4 separate regions of the Homo sapiens genome follow, and regions 1, 2 and 3 are each linked to region 4. A link is an interaction called in ENCODE POLR2A ChIA-PET data of the cell type or tissue named here. Cell type or tissue: OCI-LY7. All regions are shown on one strand.

What was found. Peaks named below come from ENCODE experiments on the same cell type or tissue, not always from the same donor. Only the 100,000 strongest peaks of a DNase experiment are listed, where the experiment ranks them.
Region 1: POLR2A ChIA-PET joins it to region 4 with 5 read pairs; 7 of 35 experiments call an interaction of 5 or more read pairs at or near these places.
Region 2: POLR2A ChIA-PET joins it to region 4 with 5 read pairs; 18 of 35 experiments call an interaction of 5 or more read pairs at or near these places.
Region 3: POLR2A ChIA-PET joins it to region 4 with 7 read pairs; 2 of 35 experiments call an interaction of 5 or more read pairs at or near these places.

What each region holds. Positions count from the first base shown.
Region 1 is chr20:47,535,404-47,540,403 of GRCh38, reverse strand. All of the region lies in intron 1 of NCOA3 (nuclear receptor coactivator 3), which reads right to left. Among named protein-coding and RNA genes, the nearest start is that of NCOA3, 36 kb to the right of the region's middle. In OCI-LY7, a CTCF peak has its summit at 4,965; a DNase peak (open chromatin) is centred at 2,803.
Region 2 is chr20:47,515,046-47,520,045 of GRCh38, reverse strand. All of the region lies in intron 1 of NCOA3 (nuclear receptor coactivator 3), which reads right to left. Among named protein-coding and RNA genes, the nearest start is that of NCOA3, 16 kb to the right of the region's middle. In OCI-LY7, no CTCF peak of the experiment used is centred here; no DNase peak of the experiment used is centred here.
Region 3 is chr20:46,997,666-47,002,665 of GRCh38, reverse strand. It overlaps EYA2 (EYA transcriptional coactivator and phosphatase 2), which reads right to left. Exons shown (of 16, transcript NM_005244.5): 3 at 1,193-1,238. It also overlaps the pseudogene GAPDHP54. Among named protein-coding and RNA genes, the nearest start is that of EYA2-AS1, 98 kb to the right of the region's middle. In OCI-LY7, a CTCF peak has its summit at 2,353; a DNase peak (open chromatin) is centred at 2,635; H3K4me3 peaks cover 874 bases; H3K27ac peaks cover 1,907 bases.
Region 4 is chr20:47,437,276-47,442,275 of GRCh38, reverse strand. No RefSeq gene overlaps it. Among named protein-coding and RNA genes, the nearest start is that of LINC01754, 28 kb to the right of the region's middle. In OCI-LY7, no CTCF peak of the experiment used is centred here; DNase peaks (open chromatin) are centred at 2,015, 2,965 and 3,575; H3K4me3 peaks cover 1,364 bases; H3K27ac peaks cover 4,252 bases.

The DNA.
Region 1 (5,000 bases), 98 kb before region 4:
GGGGGTTTCACTATGTTAGCCAGGCTGGTCTCGAACTCCTGACCTCAGATGATCCACCCTCATCGGCCTCCCAAAGTGCTGGGATTACAAGTGTAAGCCACCGCGCCCCAGCCAAGATATTTGATTTTAAGGAAAAATAGGAAAAATCCATTTCAAAGAAAATGTTTAAAGCCATGCCAACTAAGTATCTCCAAGCCAAAGTTGACTATCTTCAAGCCAAAGTTGACATACAGGCCAATGTACTATTTTATTTCCTTGACTCCTAAGGCAATGTAGGGTGGTAAAAAGGGCATGGCCTCCGAAATCTGAGAGACCTCAATCTGGATCCTCTACTGGAGAGCTTATGTAATTAACCCATGAGCTTCAATTTCCTCCTCTCTCAAATGAAGATAGTAATATCCAACTCTAGAAGGTTTCATGATTGTTAAATGAGAGTTTATGTAAAACTAGTATCCCTTAAATATTTTGGGGTTTGTTCATATTTTTACATCTTTAAAATCAGAATATGTCATGTTATTGGCAGTATCCAATTATTTATTTGAAAGTTTTACATTTTCTTTCCCAGTAGTACATAAAATAGGCCGGGTGCGGTGGCTCACACCTGTAATCCCAACACTTTGGGGGGCCAAGGCAGGCGGATCACTTGAGGCCAGGAGTTTGAGACCTAGTAATACGTAAAATAATGTTGTGTTCTATAATTGATGGTATCTTAAACTTGATGAAATTTGGTAATAGCTAGCAGCATCCTCAACAACGCTGGCTTCATCTCCTCCTTCCTCCCTCACACCCATTCATAAACTATCATATGAACAGAAAACAAGCTATAAAATGGAAAAACCACCAAATCCATTCAAAGAGCTTAGCACTTTGCCATTCAGTGTGTGCTCAATAAATAAAAACCTGCTACTGCTACTCTAAATTTATTCAGCAAATATTTGAGTACCTACTATGTGTCTGCCACCATTCTGAGCACTAAGGATATAGCAGTAAACAAAACAGATACCTCCCAGTCCTCAAATAGTTTATGTTCTATTAGCATAACTTTTATTTTATTTTTTCCTGGAGACAGGGTATCGTTGTCACCCAGGCTACATATAGTACGATGGTATGACCAGAGCTCACTGCAGCCTCAAACTCTTGGGATCAAGCTACCTCCTACCACCTTATCAAGTAGCTTATCAAGCCACCTTATCAAGTAGCTGGGACTACAGGAACATGCCACCATGCCTGGCAGCACATACAAATTCTATGGCACAAGAAATGAAAAGCTAAAATTCACAACTAAGTCAACAGATTGTCCCAAAGGCTGAAAAAGCTAAGCAACCCAAGAAAGATACTAAAACACAACTCAGGCAAACCACTAAGGAAAACCTTACCCAAAGGCAAAGTGAAGTCTTGAAATCAATTCATCCAAGTTTTTGTTCTAAATAAAAGGTTTGAGAAAAAGTAAAACAGCCAGAACAGATGCTGAAACTTAACAGGGAAAAGTGAGAATATAACATCTTCTCCAGTTTCTGAAAACTAAACATCTTTTAGATTCATCTGAAAGAGAAGAATAGTGGCTGGGCACAGTGGCTTACGCCTGAAATCCCAACACTTTGGGAGGCCAAGGTGGGAGGATCATGAGGTCAGGAGTTCGAGACCAGCCTGGCCAACATGGGGAAACCCTGTCTCTACTAAAATTACAAAAATTAGACTGGCATGGTGGCACACGCCTGTAATCTTGTAATCCCAGCTACTCAGGAGGCTGAGGCAGGAGAATTACTTGAACCCGGGAGGCAGAGGTTGCAGTGAGCTGAGGTCACACCACTGCACTCTAGCCTGGGTGACAGGTGTCTCAAGAAAAAAAAAAAAGAATAGTAATAATGCTGGTTATTTAAGAAACACAAACTTCTTTAAGGAGGCAGAGAAAATTATGTTTTTAAAAAGTATCTTATGTGTCCACAAATCATTTTTCCAAAGCTCTTCCAATTGCAGTTACAGACTGGAACATCAGACTCTCTTAAACAGAATGTTACAAGTCAGGTTCACCACTACTCTCTACCCCAAATAAATTAATATTATTCTTCGCTTCTAACGCAGTGCCTAAAAAAACCACATCGTGAATTACTATAGCAGTCCAGACCAAAAGACTTGTGTCAAGTCAACTAAAGATCATCTAAATGGGACATTTTTAATCATCTTGGGTTTTTTTCCCCCAAAGTTAGAGCTTAAAAACCTATTAGTCCAGGCGCGGTGGTTCATGCCTGTAATCCTAGCACTTTGGGAGGCCAAGGTGGGTGGATCACCTGAAGTCAGGAGTTCAAGACCAGCCTGGCCAACATAGTGAAACCCTGTCTCTACTAAAAATACAAAAATTAGCCAGGCATGGTGGCAGGCACCTGTAATCCCAGATACTCAGGAAGCTGAGACAGGAGAATCACTTGAACCCAGGAGGTGGAGGTTGCAGTAAGCCAAGATTGAGCCACTTCACTCCAGCCTAGGAGAAAGAGCAAAGCTCTGTCTCAAACAAACAAACAAACAGCCAGGCACAGTGGCTCATGCCTGTAATCCTAGCACTTTGGGAGGCCGAGGCGGGCAGATCACAACCAGGTCAGGAGATCAAGACCATCCTGGCTAACACAGTGAAACCCAATCTCTACTAAAAGTAGAAAAAATTAGCCGGGTGTGGTGACAAGGACCTGTAGTCCCAGATACTCAGGAGGCTGAGGCAGGAGAATCACTTGAACCTGGGAGGCAGAGGTTCCAGTGAGCTGAGATCGTGCCACCTGCACTCCAGCTTGGGCGACAGAGCAAGACTCCATCTCAAAAAAAAAAAAAACCCTATGTAAACCCCTTGGTTTTTATAGGTGGTCATTTGTTGAACTAGCTAATTTGGCAGTTTTACATTTTCTTTCCTAGCAGAATATAAAATAGAACAGGTGCAATGGCTCACACCTGTTTTCCCAACACTTCCCCCCCCCACCCCCGCCGATTATCACAAAAATAAAAGTTTGAGTTACATTCTATAACCTTTCTATAGAAAAACACTCCATTAAGAGGTAGAAGTGATGACCACAGGCAAAAGTAAATTACACTCAATTTACTTCTCTGATAAGTTCTTTACAACGCTACAAGTAAAGAACGTAACTGAAAAGCACTACTTTTACCAACTTTCCTTCTCCTTGTCTAAAAGATTTAGTCCCTTCCAGACCAAGGAAATGTAGAGAACTCAGTTGTATATGGATAGATAGCATATCCTCTAAACCAGACAGCATCTATAAATATGAAGAACTTCTTTGCTTAAAACAAAACAGGCCGGGCGCGGTGGCTCACGCCTGTAATCCCAGCACTTTAGGAGGCCGAGGTGGATGGATCACAAGGTCAGGAGTTTGAGACCAGCCTGACCAACATGGTGAAACCCCGTCTCTACTAAAAATACAAAAAAAAAAAATTAGCCGGGCATGGTGGCGCACACCTGTAATCCCAGCTACTCAGGAGGCTGAGGCAGGAGAATTGCTTGAATCCAGGAGGCGGAGGTTGCAGTGAGCCGAGATTGCACTACTGCACTCCAGCCTGAGTGAAAAAGCAAGACTGTCTCAAAAAAAAAAAAAAAAAAGAAAAAAACAGTGAGGCTGGGCACAATGGCTTCATACCTGTAATCCCAGCATTTTAGGAGGCCCATGCAGGAGGATGGCTTGAAACCAGGAGTTTGGGATCAGCCTGGGCAACAAAGTGAGACTCATCTCTATTTTAAAAACAAATAAATAAGAACTCAAAGCACAGATATCAATCATCACTTAATAAAGAGGCAAAGAGCCCCTACAAGCTTTAGAATGACAAAGGCATGACAACAATTTGTTTTGCAGTAAATGATAATACATTATTTTCCTGTAAAGGAGACAAAATGTGTATAGGATATATTGTCTGCACCAAAAAATAAGCTCCTTTTTGGGCAGGGACCTTTTCTTGCAAAACTTTCTATCTCCTAGGATGCTTTGCATATACCAGGTAAGCATTAACATTCACTGGCCGGATAGGGGGCTCATGCCAGTAATTCCAACACTTTGGGAGGCCAAGGAAGGAGGATCACTTGAGGTGTGGACAATGTGGCAAGACACTCTCTACAAAAAAATTTTATCATATTAGCTGGGCATGTAGGTGCACACCTGTAGTCTTGATATGGGAGAAGGGCAGGGAAGTAAGTGCTGGGTAGAGATGAGTAGGGTACATGGTGAGTGCTCCACCCTCGGGCCTGTGCTCACGGACCTAAGTGAGAACAAGCATTTCTGTTTACGCACCCAAAAAGTTGCCTTTTGGCCTGCCATGCCCCCCTATCTTGTGCTCATATAAGCCCAGGACCTTAAGCAGACACACACACAAGCGGCTGGACATCGAGAGGAACAGAGGAGCAGAACAGCACACTGACAGACACCAGCAGCGCCAGCCAGCCATCTACATTTAAGTTGATGCAGAATTTGATAGGGGGTGGTCGGAGTAGAGTCCAGCTGCTGGGCAGCCCAGCTCCAGGGGAAGATCACCTTCCCTCTCCATCCCTCTTATGGCTCCCCATCCATCTGCTGAGAGCTACTTCCACCATTCAATAAAACCTTGCACTCGGCCGGGCGCAGTGGCTCATACCTGTAATCCCAGCACTTTGGGAGGCTGAGATGGGCGGATCACAAGGTCAGGAGATCAAGACCATCTTGGCCAACATGGTGAAACCTCATCTCTATTAAAAATACAAAAATTAGCCAGATGTGGTGGTGCATGCCTGTAATCCCAGCTACTCGGGAGGCTGAGGCAGGAGAGTCACTTGAACCTGGGAGGAGGAGGCTGCAGTGAGCCGAGATTGCGCCACTGCACCCCAGCCTGGCAACAGAGTGAGACTCGGTCTCAAAAAAAAAAAGCAAAAAAACCTTGCACTCATTCTCCAAGTCCGTGTGTGATCCGATCTTTCCAGCACACTAGGGCAAGAACCTGGGATACAGAGAGCCCTCTATCCTTGCGATAAGGCAGAG
Region 2 (5,000 bases), 78 kb before region 4:
TCACACCTGTAATCCCAGCACATTGGGAGGCTGAAGCCGGCGGATCACAAGGTCAGGAGTTCGAGACCAGCCTGACCAACATGGTGAAACCCCGGTTCTACTAAAAATACAAATATTAGCCAGGCGTGGTGGTGGGCATCTATATAGTCCCAGCTACTTGGGAGGCTGAGGCAGGAGAATCTCTTGAACCTGGGAGGCAGAGGTTGCAGTGAGCGAGATTGTGCCATTGCACTCCAGCTTGAGCAACACAGCGAGACTCTCTCAAAAAAAAAAATTTTCTGTGGAGACAAGAGTTTTGCCACATTGCCCAAGCTGGTCTTGAACTCCTGGTCTCAGGCAATCCTCCCAAGTGGGCCTCACAAAGTGCTAGAATTACAGGTGTGTGCCACCATGCCTGGCTCCAAATTTCTTAACCTGATATTCAGTTCTTAATCACCGTCTTTTTATCAGTCTTTCAGACTAATTTCCCTTGGTTTCAGACATACTGTTTTTTCTCCATCTTCTCCCTTGTTTCTCCACTGCTTTCTAGTCTAGTTGTTGGGCCCATCTCAGGTACCATCTAATGTAGGTAAATTACCAGAACACCAAAACTAAAAATATCATTTTTTTTTTTTGAGATGGAGTCTCGCTCTGTCACCCAGGCTGGAGTACAATGGTGCAGTCTTGACTCACTGTAGTCTCGGCCTCCCAGGTTCAAGCAATTCTCCGGCCTCAGCCTCCTGAGTAACTGGGACTACAGGCACACGCCACCACGCCTGGCTTTTCATATTTTTAGTAGAGACAGCATTTCACCATGTTAGCCAGGGTGGTCTTGATCTTCTGACCTCAAGTGATCCACCCGCCTCGGCCTCCCAAAGTGCTGAGATTACAGGCGTGACCCACCGTGCCTGGCTTTTTCTTTTTTTTTTTTGAGATGGAGTCTCGCTCTGTCACCCAGTGTGGAGTGCAGTGGCACAATCTCGGCTCACTGCAACCTCCACTTCCCAGGTTCAAGCGATTCTCCTGCCTCGGCCTCCTGAGTAGCTGGGATTACAGGTGCCCGTCACCACGCCCACCTAATTTTTGTATTTTTAGTAGAGATGAGGTTTCACCATGTTGGCCAGGTTGGTTGCAAACTCCTGACCTCAAGTGATCCACCCACCTCGGCCTCACAAAGTGCTGGAGTTACAGGCGTGAGCCACCGCACCAGTCATTTCTTAGATGAATCTTAATTGTTCGTGTGCATGTGAGTCAGTACTTCTTGATTGGTAGCGTGGATTCAAATTGTCTATTTCTTGAAGGTAAGGAGTAATCCTTTTATAAGCTTTAAAAATCCTCTATTGGCCAGGCATGGTGGCTCACCCCTGTAATCCCAGCATTTTGGGAGGCCGAGGCAGGTAGATCACCTGAGGTCAGGAGTTCGAGACGAGCCTGACCAACATGGTGAAACCCCATCTCTACTAAAAATACAAAAGTAGCCAGGCTTAGTGGTGCATGCCTGTAATCCCAGCTACTCGGGAGGCTGAGGCAGGAGAATCTCTTGAAAACCCGGGAGGTGGAGGTTGCAGTGAGCCGAGATCATGCCATTGCACTGCAGCCTGGGCAGGCAACAAGAGCGAAACTCTGTCTCAAAAAAAAAAAAAAAACAGAAAAAGAAAATCCTCTATTATTTTTTTCAATTATGTTTCTTTTTTTTTCCCCCAATTTAATTTATTTATTTTGAGGCAGGGTCTCCCTCTGTTTCTCAGGCTGGAGTACAGTGGTGAAATCATGGCTCATTGCAGCCTGGAACTCCTGGACTTAAGCGATCCTCCCACCTCAGTCTCCTGAGTGGCTGGGATTACAGGTGCGCACCACCATGCCCAGCTAATTTTTTTTTTTTGGCAGAGACGGGGTCTCCCTATGTTGCCCAGACTTGTAATGAACTCCTGGACTCAAGCAATTCTCCCACCTCGACCTCCCAGAGTATTAGGATTACAGGTGTGAGCCATCATGGCTGGCCTGGATGTGAAAGTTTTTAGAATTCAACCCTCGAGTCAGTTTTTCTACCTGGAAATGGAGTTAAAATTAAATATTCCTAGGGATTTGCTTGGGACCTGTGTCTCCCTCACAGAGTTGTCCCAGGAAAATCATATCAGCCTTAGAGTACATTCCATGTTTTCTAAATTGCCCTAGGACTGGACGATCCTTCTTTACATCATTTAAATGTTTTTATTCAGTACCACTGTTTTTCAAAGAATTGTGCTAAGTAATGTGACTGTTAGAATCCCTTTGTGATCTAGGAGTTTATAATCTAGTTGAAAAATAAATGTAATTGGCCAGGCGTGGTGGCTCACGCCTGTAATCTCAGCACTTTGGGAGGCCGAGGCAGGCAGATCACCTGAGGTTAGGAGTTCGAGAACAGCCTGGCCAACATGGCAAAAACCCGTCTCTACTAAAAATACAAAAATTAGCCAGGTGTAGTAGCGAGCACCTGTAATCCCAGCTACTAGGGAGGCTGAGGCAGGAGAATCACTTGAACCCGGAAGGCAGAGGTTGTAGTGAGCCAAGATCGTACCACTGCACTCCAGCCTGGGCGACAGAGCAAGACTCCTTCTCAAAAAAAAAAAAAAAAAGAAAAAGAAAAAAGAAAAAAAGAAGAAAATGTAATTGCATCAACATAAGCAGGTGGTTCACAAGTTCAGAGGAAGAAAAGTCCTTTTCAACTGGGATTATTAGCGAATACTTGAAGAAGATGGAATAGATCTAAAGGGAATTAACTGCTGCTTCAGTTTCTTCTCTTTCTCATCTCTTTTTACTCTGTACTGTTTCGTTATAGTAAAAAATATTATAAGGTAATTTTTTTGGGGAGGAGACGGAGTCTCGCTGTCACCCAGGCTGGAGTGCAGTGGTGCTATCTCAGCTCATGGCAACCTCCACCTCCAAGGTTCAAGCAATTCTCCTGCCTCAGCCTCCCGAGTAGCTGGGATTACTGGCATGTGCCACCACGACTGGCTAATTTTTGTATTTTTAGTAGAGATGAGGTTTCACCATGCTGGCTGGTCTCAAACTCCTAACTTCAAGTGATTCATCCGTCTAGGCCTCTCAAAGTGCTGGGATTATAGATGTGAGTCACTGCACCCAGCAAATTTTTTTTTTTTTTTTTTTAAGACAGGGTCTCACTCTTGCCCAGGCTAGAGGGCAGTGGCGTGATCTTGGCTCAATCTCTGCCTCCTCAGTTCAAGCAATTTTCCCACCTCAGCCTCCCGAGCAGCTTGGACTACAGGTGTGTGCCACTATGCCTGGCTAATTTTATTTTTGTACTTTTTTGTAGAGACAGGGTTTTACCATGTTGGCCAGGCTAGTCTTGAACTCCTGACCTCAAATGATATGCCTGCCTCGGCCTCCCAAAGTGCTGGGATTACAGGCTTGAGCCACTGCACCCAGCCTGCTTGACTGCTTGGAACCTTTGTTTTTTATTGTCTAAAATTCGAAACTAAACTTCACATGGAGCTCCCAAAGATTTTCATAATCTGACTATTAATTTTCATTTCAACCACCATCTTTCTAATTCTATGTGTGTATCTTATTTATATGTCAGTTGCTTGATAGTCTAGACCCTTGCTCTGTCTTCTACCCTCTTATTCCAATAAAATTCTCTTCCCTGTGTCCTGATCTATATTTCAGTTCCTATTCCTGGGTAGAAAAGATAAAAGCTGCCATTTATTTTTTAACACTTTATTTTGTTAGAGGCGTTTTAGGTTCACAGCAATATTGAACAGAAGATACAGAGATTTGCCATATACCTCCTGCCCAAACCCATGTGTAGCCTCCCCTATCACCATCCCCCCACCATCTTGATACATTTGTACCTACACTGAGGCATCATTATCATCCAGAGTGTGTAGTTCACATTAGAGTTTACTCCTGGTATCGTGCATTTTATGAGTTTGGAACAATTTATAACAACATGTATCTACCATTATAGTATCTATCATACAGAGTAGTTTCACTACCCTGAGTACTGTGCTCTGTCTACTCATTCTTTCCTCCCCACTAACTCCTGGCAACCACTGATCTTTCTAGTGTTTCCAAAATTTTGCCTTTTCTAAGATGTCACATAGTTAGAATCACACAGTATGTGGCCTTTCCAAATTGGCTTCTTTCACTAAGTGAAAACTTAAAGTTTTCTTCACATCTCTTCATGAATTGATAGCACATTTCTTTTTAGTACTGAATAATATGCCATTGTCTGGATATACCACAGAAAAGCTACCACTTATTGATTGATGATAATATTGGTATTAAGGCTGAGGGCAGTGGCTCACGCCTGTAATCCTAACACATTGGGAAGCTGAGGTGGGCGGACCACTTGAGGCCAGAAGTTCAAGACCAGCCAACATAGTGAAATCCCGTCTCTACTAAAAAATAAAAAATTAGCTGGGAGTGGTGGTGCATGCCTCTAGTCCCAGCTACTCAGTACGCTGAGGCATAAGAATCGCTTAAACCCAGAAGGCAGACTGCAGTGAGCCGAGATCATGCCACTGTACCCCAGCCTGGGTAACAGAGTGACCCAGTGACCTGTCTTAAAAAAAAGAAAAAAAAAAAAAAAAAAGAAAGAAAGAAAAAGCTCGGGTGTGGTGGCTCATGCCTGTATTTCCAGCACTTTGGACTTTGGGAGGCCGAGGGGGGTGGATCACGACATCAGGAGTTCAAGACTAAGACAGTGAAACCCCATCTCTACTAAAAATACCAAAATTAACCAGGCATGGTGGTGCGCGCCTGTAGTCCCAGCTACTGGGGAGGCTGAGGCAGGAGAATTGTTTGAACTCAGGAGGCGGAGGTTGTGGTGAGCGGAGATCGTGCCACTGCACTCCAGGTGGGCAACAGAGCGAGACTCCATCTCAAAAAAAAAAATTTTTTTTAAATATATATATATAGCTATTAAAAGTTACTATTTGTGTGTCTGTCCCTGGGCAGTGTTAAATGCTTAATATACATTATATCATTCATAGTCCCGGTTTTTCAAACCTCTTTTGCTG
Region 3 (5,000 bases), 440 kb after region 4:
TGTTCATTGCAGCACAATTTACAACAGCCAAGACATGGAATCATCCCAAATGCCCATCAATGATAGACTGGGTAAAGAAATTGTGGTACAGATACACCATAGAATACTATGCAGCCATAAAAAGGAACAAGATCATGTCCTTTGCAGGGATACAGATGAAGCTGGAAACCCTTATCCTCAGCAAACTAATGCAGGAACAGAAAACCAAACACTGCATGTTCTCACTTACAAGTGAGAGCTGAACAATGAGAACACATGGACACAGGGAGGGGTACAACACACACTGTGGCCTGTTAGGGAAGGGTAGGGGAGAGGGAGAGCATCAGGAAGAATAGCTAATGCATGTCGAATTTAATACCTAGGTGATGGGTTGACAGGTGCAGCAAACCACCATGGCACATGTTTACCTATGTAACAAACCTGCATGTTCTGCATGTGTATACTGGAACTTAAAATAAAGTAAAGAAATGATGAAAGGAGGGAGGGGAAAAGGGAGAGAGAGGTGGAGAGAAAAGGATGGGGGACGAAAGGGGAGGGAAGAGAGGAAGGGAAAGAGAAAAAGGGAGAGAAAAATAAGGATAGAAAGAAGGGAGCCTGTAATCCCAGCTACTTGGGAGGCTGAGGCAGAATTACTTGAACCTGGGAGGCAGAGGTTGCAGTGAGCTGAGATCACGCCACTGCACTCCAGCCTGGGTGACAGAGCAAGACTCTGTCTCGGAGAAAAAAAAAATAGAAGGGAGATTGAAAAGAAGGGAAAGGAAAGGAATGAGGAAAGGAGAAAGAAAGACAGTGGCAAAAAGGGAGGGAAAAATTAAGAAATTCCCTATGCATGGGAAAGCAGAGGAAGGGGAGAAAGAAAAGAATAAAAAAAAAAAAAAGAATGAAGAGAAGAAAGAAGAAAATAATAGCTAAGACTCTGAGGACACTCTGCTCCAGGCCCCATTCTAAGTGTGTTTTACCTGCTTTTGCTGGTTTCGTGGGGGCAGGCAGCATGACTGTCCCCCGCTCCCAGATGGGAGGGCTCAGGCCCAGGGAGGTGGAGTGACTTGCTCAAGCTCACTCAGCTAGGAAGTGCTACGGCTGGGATTCCTATCCAGGGAATCTGGCTCCAGGGCCCTCTCTCTTAACCTCTACCTTCCAAGAAAGAAGAAAAGGTGGGCATGTGAGCAGGAGACAAGTGAATGGCACTCACCTGGAGAAGAGCTGGGACACTCTCAGGGGGGCCGATTTGGTGATGCCTGCAGGAGAAAAAGAAAAATTGGAAGAGTTTTAGCGATTAGGGTGATGTTCTGCAGAGGTGGTGACTTCAGACACCACTTAAGCAGGAGCAGACTTGGAGGGGTGCTGCCCGCGGCTTTCTCCACCACAGATGCTTATCTGAGGCGCCACATCTCAGCACTCTTCTTCTTGAGGAGTTCGGAGCCCTTTCTGGGTGCACTTCGTCTCTGTGCAGTTAAGGAAAAATGACATCTAAAGAATCCATAGCACCTTGAAACATCAGAGTAGAGTCCATTTCTCCATCCATTGTACAGATGGAGAAACTGAGGCCAAAGAGACAGAAAGAATGTGCTTGAGCCAAGTCACATGACCAGGCAGCAGCACAACTAGGAAGTGAATCAAGCTGGTGCCATTTCCACTCCTGGATGGAAAACCGCTCCCTTCCCTGCCTCAAAAGCAATCCCCAAGAACCCCAGAATGGCAGACACAGGCTGGCTTTGCTCATCCAACCTCCATTTCCCTTCTTCTAATGACATGGCTTTGATGTTCCTCCCCTGCCTCCTCACTTCCAGTCCATGGAGTGCAGGTGCAGCTGGCCCCAACACTTTAGGGGAAGGAACCACTTCGATCATCTCCTAAGCTCCATCTAGGGTGGTGGAGCAGAGAGATGGATGACACCTGGGCTCCTGATGCAAGTACCTAACACCCAATCACTCAGCACACAATGTCCAATCATTGATGGGAGGCGATATGCAGGGGGTGACGAAAAGGTGACAGAGTTAAGCTGGGAGAGACGTTTGCCCGGGGATAATTTTACATAGGGACAGTTCACTGGGAAGTACTTTTGTGCTCCGTCATCTTGAACAATGCAACTCAATGTCCTCACTGCAGAGTCCTGGACAAATTCTAGATAATGTGTCTACTGATGGGAACAGCGTCAACCTGCCAATGCCCACTCCCTGTTCTGTAGGGCAGTGGCTGCGTCATCATCACAACCTAAGGCTGTGGAGCTCTGAGCCTGCCTCAGCCTCTGCGCTGGAGGCTCAGGAGACCAACGTGCACTTGCAACTCTGCCACTTCCTAGTTATGAGACTTCAGGCAAGTTCCTAGATCTCTGGGCCTCAGGGCTCCCCCCTGTGCAATGAGGATGAAAATACTTATCTTGCAAGGACAGGAAAGGATTAAATGAGATGATGCTGATAGCCATCATTTACCCAGTGCTTATTACGTGCCAAGCTCTCTTCTAAATTCTTTACCTGGATTAATTATTTTAATCCTCATAAGTACCCTGTGAGAAAGGTTCTATTCTCATCCTCAGATGAACAGCTGTAGGCACAGAGAGCTTAAGTAACTCACCCAGGGCCACACAGGAAGTACGGTGTGGATCTGTGATCTGAACCCAGGTGGTCTGGCTCCAGAGTCTGTCTTCTCAACCATGACACTACAGCTGACGATGACAGTCATTGTCATAAGAGCAGCTGGCATTCACTTAGAGGTTGACTATGTGCCAGGCCCTTGTTAACTGCTTATAGACAGGCTCTCATTGAGTCCTCACAACAGCGCTCTGAGCACGCGATGCCATTAACCCCGTTGTACAGATGAAGAAACCGGGGCTCCGAAGGTCAAGTGCCTTGTTCAAGTCACACAACCGTGGGCAAGGGAACTGGGACTTGAACCCAAAAGCTGTGTGAGTCCAAGGTCAACACTCTTAATGCCCTCCCCCTGGCTGAGCCAAATTCTGTTCAAGTCCCAAACCACTGGGGTTGGGGCGGGGGTGGTGGTCTTGAAGTTCATTTAGAGAGTCATAACTGGAATTAAGAAAAGGAGAATTGCCTATTTTATGATATACGATGGCAGCAGGTATTGCCCATAGTAAGAAGGAATTGTGTAACCCTTTTGTTGCAGGTCCAGGTGTGAGAATGTGTTGTGTGTGCATGCACGTGCATTCAACAATGCAGAAATATATTTCGCATCATGTATCACATTCAAAGAAAAGGATGGAACAACAGTAGCCGAATGTCAAGGAAAGCCCCTGGCACACAGTAGGTGCTCACTCAATGCTGATTTCCCTACCCTGGGTTTGCTCCTAGGCGGGGTGTCCTGTACCCCATCACTCCTTCTTCATCCTCCCACAGGGCTCAAGAATGAACTGTCTCATTCTGAAGCAGCCACAATCTCATTCCTCGTAAAAGCCCATGACTTGAGTGCATTTAGTACTGCATAAGTTACTGAATTAAACACTTTAAATGTTTTCTTTCATAAATATGTATATATTCATAAAAATCTAAATCTATGGGAACAACATTCCTATGGGCTCGAATTAACTTGGCATTCCATAAATTGGAGGCAAGCGTCTTTTCTGCCAATCTCCATGGCATGATTTGCATGTTTGCCTCACCCAGCTCCTTTTCAAGCTTCCACCCAGTTCCTCTGAATTGAGCAACCTGCCTTCCCCAGCAGACAGGTTCCCCTCCCCCACTACGCAGACCTGTAAATACTCTCCCTTTCCCACCCCAGCAACCTCAGGAAGACTGTGCAAGCGAGAAACAGGCATTTGTAAGTGCAAAGAGATTTTCCTTTGGCAATTGTGTGATTTTTGAAAAAACACAGGCTTTTTTCTGTTTTCTGCTGGTATCAATCGCATTTAACCTTTTCATCCCAGGACACCTGGAGGAATTGAGAAACTGGAGAGTGAGTGTATTAAACTCTATGTAGAGTGATCTTCTGCCTCCCTTTCTGCTTCCTTTCTCCATGGTTAGGGTGGTGTGGACTTCATTGATAATCCTTATCATAAACACACATGATAAGGCAGGGCTCTCTAAGCTCCTTCCCTCCTCTGGGAGCCTTGGATGGGACACTGTCAAGGGTGGAGATTCTCTGCTTTGGCACAGAGGTGGGCAGGGACTGCCCAAGAGCAGAGAACGCCTTTCTTCTTCTTATGCACTTGCTGGTGGTCCAGAGCCCTTAGTCCTCAGAGGTCATGTGGACCAGGAAGTCCACCCTGCAGTTGTTGTAGCCAAACATCATCACAGTACCAGGAAGTAGGCTTGACCAACTGGTGGTTGTGGGCAATGCCAGCCCCAGTGTGACAGGTGGAGAAGTGGGCATCACTGTTACAGTTGCAAGCGACAACGTGGTCTTCAGTGTAGCCCGGAATTTCTTTCAATGACCCCCCAGGTGCCCGCATCACATTTTCTTGATGTCACTGTGCTCAACAGCTTTTTCTAGATGGCAGGTCAGATCCTGGACAGACACACTGAGGGTGGGGACATAGGAGGCTGTGTCAGCAAGCTTCCTGTTCAGCTCAGGAATGACCTTGCCACAGCCTTGGCAGTGCCACTGAATACACTCTGAACAGTCCCATGGCCATCGCACCACAGCTTGCCAGATGGGCAGAGAGGGCACAGGCAGTGGTCATGAGTACTTTTATGATGCCATGGTTGTCATAGACCCTTCTGGGGGAACAAGCAGATGGCATGCTGGAAATCTAAAGGGAGTAGGTCACCCTCATCTCAAACACAGACCATCAGCACAAGGGACAGAATGATGCCCCTTTGATGCCATTCTTCAGATGAGCTCCAAGCATCTCTAGGGTGATGAAGGCAGCAATGCCCTCTTTGGGATCTGGTGTCTGGCAGATGGAGGTGGACTTCCCACTGATCATAGCTTTCTGTTCTCAACCTTGTTGCTGCCCTTGAACTTGCCGTGATGGATTCATATTGGACCATGTAGGCTATGAGGTCAAGGTCAATGGAGGAGTCATTGATGGCAACTTAGGTCCA
Region 4 (5,000 bases):
TACTTGGAAGGCTGAGGCAGGAGAATGGCGTGAACCCCAGAGGCGGAGCTTGCAGTGAGCCGAGATCGCACCACTGCACTCCAGCCTGGGCGACAGAGCAAGACTCCATCTCAAAAAAAAAAAAAAAAAAAAAAAAGAGAGAAAGAAAGAAATGGGGCCTGTAATCCCAGCACTTGGGGAGGCCATGGCTGGAGGCTTGCTTAAGCCCAGCCGTTTGAGACCAGCCTGGGCAACACGGCAAGACACCATCCCTAAAAAAGTTAGCTGGGCATGGTGGCGCACACCTATAGTCTCAGCTACTTGGGAGGCTGAAATGGGAGGATTGCTTAAGCCTAGAGAGGTGGAGGCTGCAGTGATTCATAATTGCAGCACTGCACTGCAGCCTGGGTGAAAGAGCCAGACCCTGTCTGGAAAAAAAAAAAAAAAAGGAAGAAAGAAAGGGAGAGAGAGAGACAGGGAGAGAAAAGAAAGACGAGAGGAGAGGGGAGGGGAGAGAAGAGGAGGGGAAGGGAGGGAAGATGGTTCACAGACCCAAAATCCCACAAATGGCTCAAAATCTACAAAAATAAGATCAGCTCTTATCAGAAATGAATTTACAACTATGAAGTGACACTACTTTTTCACCTGTCAGATAGGCTAAATGAAAAAATAACTGATAATACAACATGTGGCCAGGGTGTGAGGAACATGGCACTGTCAATCAGACTCAACTTTGGATATAGTAACAGAGACAGGACAGATTGGTGGCTTCAATGAGATAAAAGTTTATTTCTCTTCTCATGTAAAAGAAGTCTATAGATTAGTTCTCCAAGGCTGGCATGGTGGGTCCTCTTTCCCCAGAAACCTTGTTTCTGTCTGTCTGCTTCCATTCTTAAATCCACATGACTCAAGATAGTGGCTGGAATGCCATCCATCAAATCTGCATTCCTGGCAGCAGGAAGCGGGAAGGGAGAAAAGGGTGCACCCTTTCCTTTCTGGGAGCCTCCACTCATGTCAACTTACATCTCATTGGCCAGAACTTAGACATATGACTAAGCTATAAAGTGACACTACTTTTTCATCTATACCTAACTGCAAAGGAAACCGGGAAATTTAACCTTTATTCTAAGTTCTAGGTGGCAACGTGCTAGAATAAAAATTGGAATCTGGCCAAGCACAGTGGCTCATGCCTATCATTCCAGCCCTTTGGGAGGCTGAGACAAGAGGACCACTTGAGTCCAGGAGTTCAAGAACAGCCTGGGCAGCATAGTGAGACCGTTTCTACAAAAAAAAAAAAGAAAAGAAAAAAAATTTAGCCAGGTGTGGTGGCACGTGTCTCTGGTCCCAGCTACTTGAGAGGCTGAGGTGGGAGGATGGCTTGAGTCCAGGAGGTCGAGACTGCAGTGAACTGTGATTGTTCCACTGCACTCCAGCCTCGGTAACACACTGAGACCCTGTCCCCTCACAAAAAAAAAGAGAAAAAATTGGACTCTCTTAATGTGAAGAAGGGCAAAAAATGGATGTTGGGAAATAACTGGCCATTCCTGGATGGGTTTTTTTACATTTTTAAAAATTTTATTCATTATTTTATTTTTATTTTATTTTATTTATGTATTTATTTATTTATTTTTGAGACAGAGTCTCACTCTGTCATCCAGGCTAGAGCACAGTGGCATGATCTCGGCTCACTGCAACCTCCACTTCCCGGGTTCAAGCGATTCTCCTGCCTCAGCCTCCCGAGTAGCTGGAACTACAGGTGCCTGCCACCACACCCAGCTAATTTTGGTATTTTTGTAGCAATGGGGTTTCACCATGTTGGCCAGGCTGGTCTCAAACTCCTGACCTCCAGTGATCCCTCGCCCTTGGCCTCCCAAAGTGCTAGAATTACAGATGTGAGCCATCGCACCTGGCCAGACACTGTGTTATTCTTGCCAACAAGTGACAAAAATCACGATCAAATTGGTTATGAAAAGAGAATTCACAGGCTCACCTGATAGCAAGGGTACAGCTTGTACCAGCTTTAGGTATGGATGGACCCAGAGGCTCACACAGTGAGATCAGTACTGTTTCCCTATTTCTTGATTCATTTCCTTTGTGTTAGCTTCTTTTTTTTTTTTTTTTTTTTTGAGACAGAGTCTCGCTCTGTAGCCCAGGCTGGAGTGCAGTGATGCGATCTCAGCTCACTGCAACCTCCATCTCTCGGGTTCAAGCAATTCTTCTGCTTCAGCCTCTTTAGTAGCTGGGATTAAAGGCATGCACCACCACGCCCAGTTAATTTTGTATGGTTTCACCATGTTGGCCAGGCTGGTCTCAAACTCCTGGTCTCAATCAATCCACCCGCCTCGGCCTCCCAAAGTGCTGAGATTACAGGCGTGAGCCACTGCGTCTGGCTGTCTCTATTTCCTGATCCATTTCCTTTATTTAACTTTTTTTTTTTTTTTTTTGAGACGGATCTCACTCTGTCGCCCAGGCTGGAGGGCAGTGGCACCATCTCAGCTCACTGCAACCTCCACCTCCAGGGTTCAAGCAATTCTCCTACCTCAGCTTCCTGAGTAGCTGGGATTACAGGCACATGCCAGCACGCCTGGCTAATTTTTGTAATTTTTTTAGTAGAGACGGGGTTTCACCATGTTGGCCAGGCTGGTCTCGAACTCCTGACCTCGGGTGATGTGCCCACCTCGGCCTCCCAAAGTGCTGGGATTACAGGCATGAGCCACAGTGCCCGGCCTGTGTTAGCTTCATTTTTATTTTTATTTTCATTTTTATTTTTATTTTTTTTTTTCAGGGACTATAGGAAAGGTAAATGCTTCATTCTTGGTAATTTCCCATATGGTGGCCCAGCGAGGCTCACAGCAGTCAACCTTACATCCCACCACAAAGCAATCATGGTAGAAAAAGAACATCTCTTTTCCAGTATTTCTAGAAAACATCTCAGAACTGACTTTCACTGGACTCTCTTAGGTCACATGTCCATCTTTCAGCCAATCACCACAGCCAGAGCTGAGCTATGTTGGTGTCCGGATTGACCTGAGTCGCCTGCTTATTCCTGGAGCCCATGGGTGGCGGTCTGCCTCACCAGGACCACAGACACCAAGGGGGAGAAGGAAACCCCACCCAGGAAACCTAGAGCTGTTTCCAGAAGGAGGAGGGGTTGCTAGGTAGACTGAGCTACAAACATCTACAACAGTCACACAGGGAACTTAGGGGAAGGCCACCCCAGAAGCCCACAGTTTCCTAAGGTGCATCTCACTGTGCACGCAACTACCCCAGCTCTTTCTGTTGCCTAGGAGCTCACGTCTAAGAAATCACAAAATGTAAACACGGACTAAAGGAGAAGTCATCAGAGGAGAAGAGTATGCGAAGGGAAGAGGTTCAGAAGGGCGGGAAAACATCCAACTCTTGGACTTCGTTACCATATTCACCTTGTCGAAAAGTTTCTAAACCTGATGAATGACATTCCAGAGGACTGAAATAATTGGCACATGTGACCGAGGAAATGCAGGCAGTAATCTTCAAGAAATTGTGGAGAGTGGGAACAACTGGAAGATTGGAGTTGGGCAAATGTATGTAATTTTTAAAAGCTGAATCCCAAGCCCTGCAGACCGATTGGTTTGGGTGGTTATTCTTCCGCTTCCTCTTCCTCTTTTTTTTTTTTTTTTCTCTCTCTCTCTTTTTTTTTTGAGACGGAGTCTTGCTCTGTTGCCCAGGCTGGAGTGCAGTGGTGTGATCTCGGCTCACTGCAACCTCTGCCTCCTGGGTTCAAACGGTTCTCCTGCCTCAACCTCCCAAGTAGCTGGGACTACACTCGCACGCCACAGCACCCAGCTAACTTTCGTATTTTTAGTAGAGACAAGGTTTTGCCGTGTTAGCCAGGCTGGTCTCGAACTCCTGACCTCAGGTGATCCACCCGCCTTGGCCTCCCAAAGTGTTGGGATCACAGGCATGAGCCACTGTGCCCGGCCTCTTTTCTTTTGCTTCTTCTTTTCTTCCTCTCTTTTTTAAAAGACAGTTTTATTGCTATGTAATTTACATGCCATGAAATCTACTGCTTTTGTTTGTGTAATTCGATTATTTTTAGTAAATTTTTAATATAATGCAGCTTTTTCATCACCCCAGCAGGAACTCTCAGGCCTGCTTATCCTTAATCTCTGATCCCACTCCCAGCTCCAGGCAACCACTAATGTACTTTTTGCCTTAATAGATTTGTCTCTTCTGGCTGGGCGCGATGGCTCATGCCTGTAATCCCAGCACTTTGGGAGGCTGAGGCGGGTGGATCACGAAGTCAGGAGTTCGAGACCAGCCTGGCCAATAAGGCGAAACCCCTTCTCTACTAAAAATACAAAAATTAGCCGGGTGTGGTGGCACGTGCCTGTAATCCCAGCTACTCGGGAGGCTGAGGCAGGAGAATGGCATGAACCCGAGAGGTGGAGGTTGCAGTGAGCCGAGATGGCGCCACGGCACTCCGGCCTGGGCGACAGAGCAAGACTCCAACTCAAAAAAAGAACAAACAAACAAAAAAATAGATTTGTCTTTTCTGGCTGGGCACAGTGGCTCATGCCTGTAACCCCAACACTATGGGAGGCCGAGGTGGGCAGATCACCTGAAGTCAGGAGTTCAAGACCAGCCTGGTCAACATGGTGAAACTCCATCTCTACTAAAAATACAAATATTAGCCAAGCCTGGTGGCACACACCTGTATTCTCAGCTACTTGGGAGGCTGAGGCAGGAGAATCACTCAAACCTGGAAGGTGGAGGTTACAGTGAGCCAAGATCGCACCACTGTACTCCACCCTGAGCAACAGAGTGAGACTCTGTCTCAAGAAAAAAAAATTTTTGCCTTTTCTCTTTTTTTGAAACAGGTTCTTGCTGTTGCCCAGGCTGGAATGCAATGACATGATCATGGCTCATTGCAGCCTCGATTTCCTGAGCTCAGGTGATCCTCCCTCCTCAGTCTCCCCAGCTGTTGGAACCACTGGCATGCTACTGCACCTGGCTAGTTTTTTTTATTTTTTTGTAAAGAC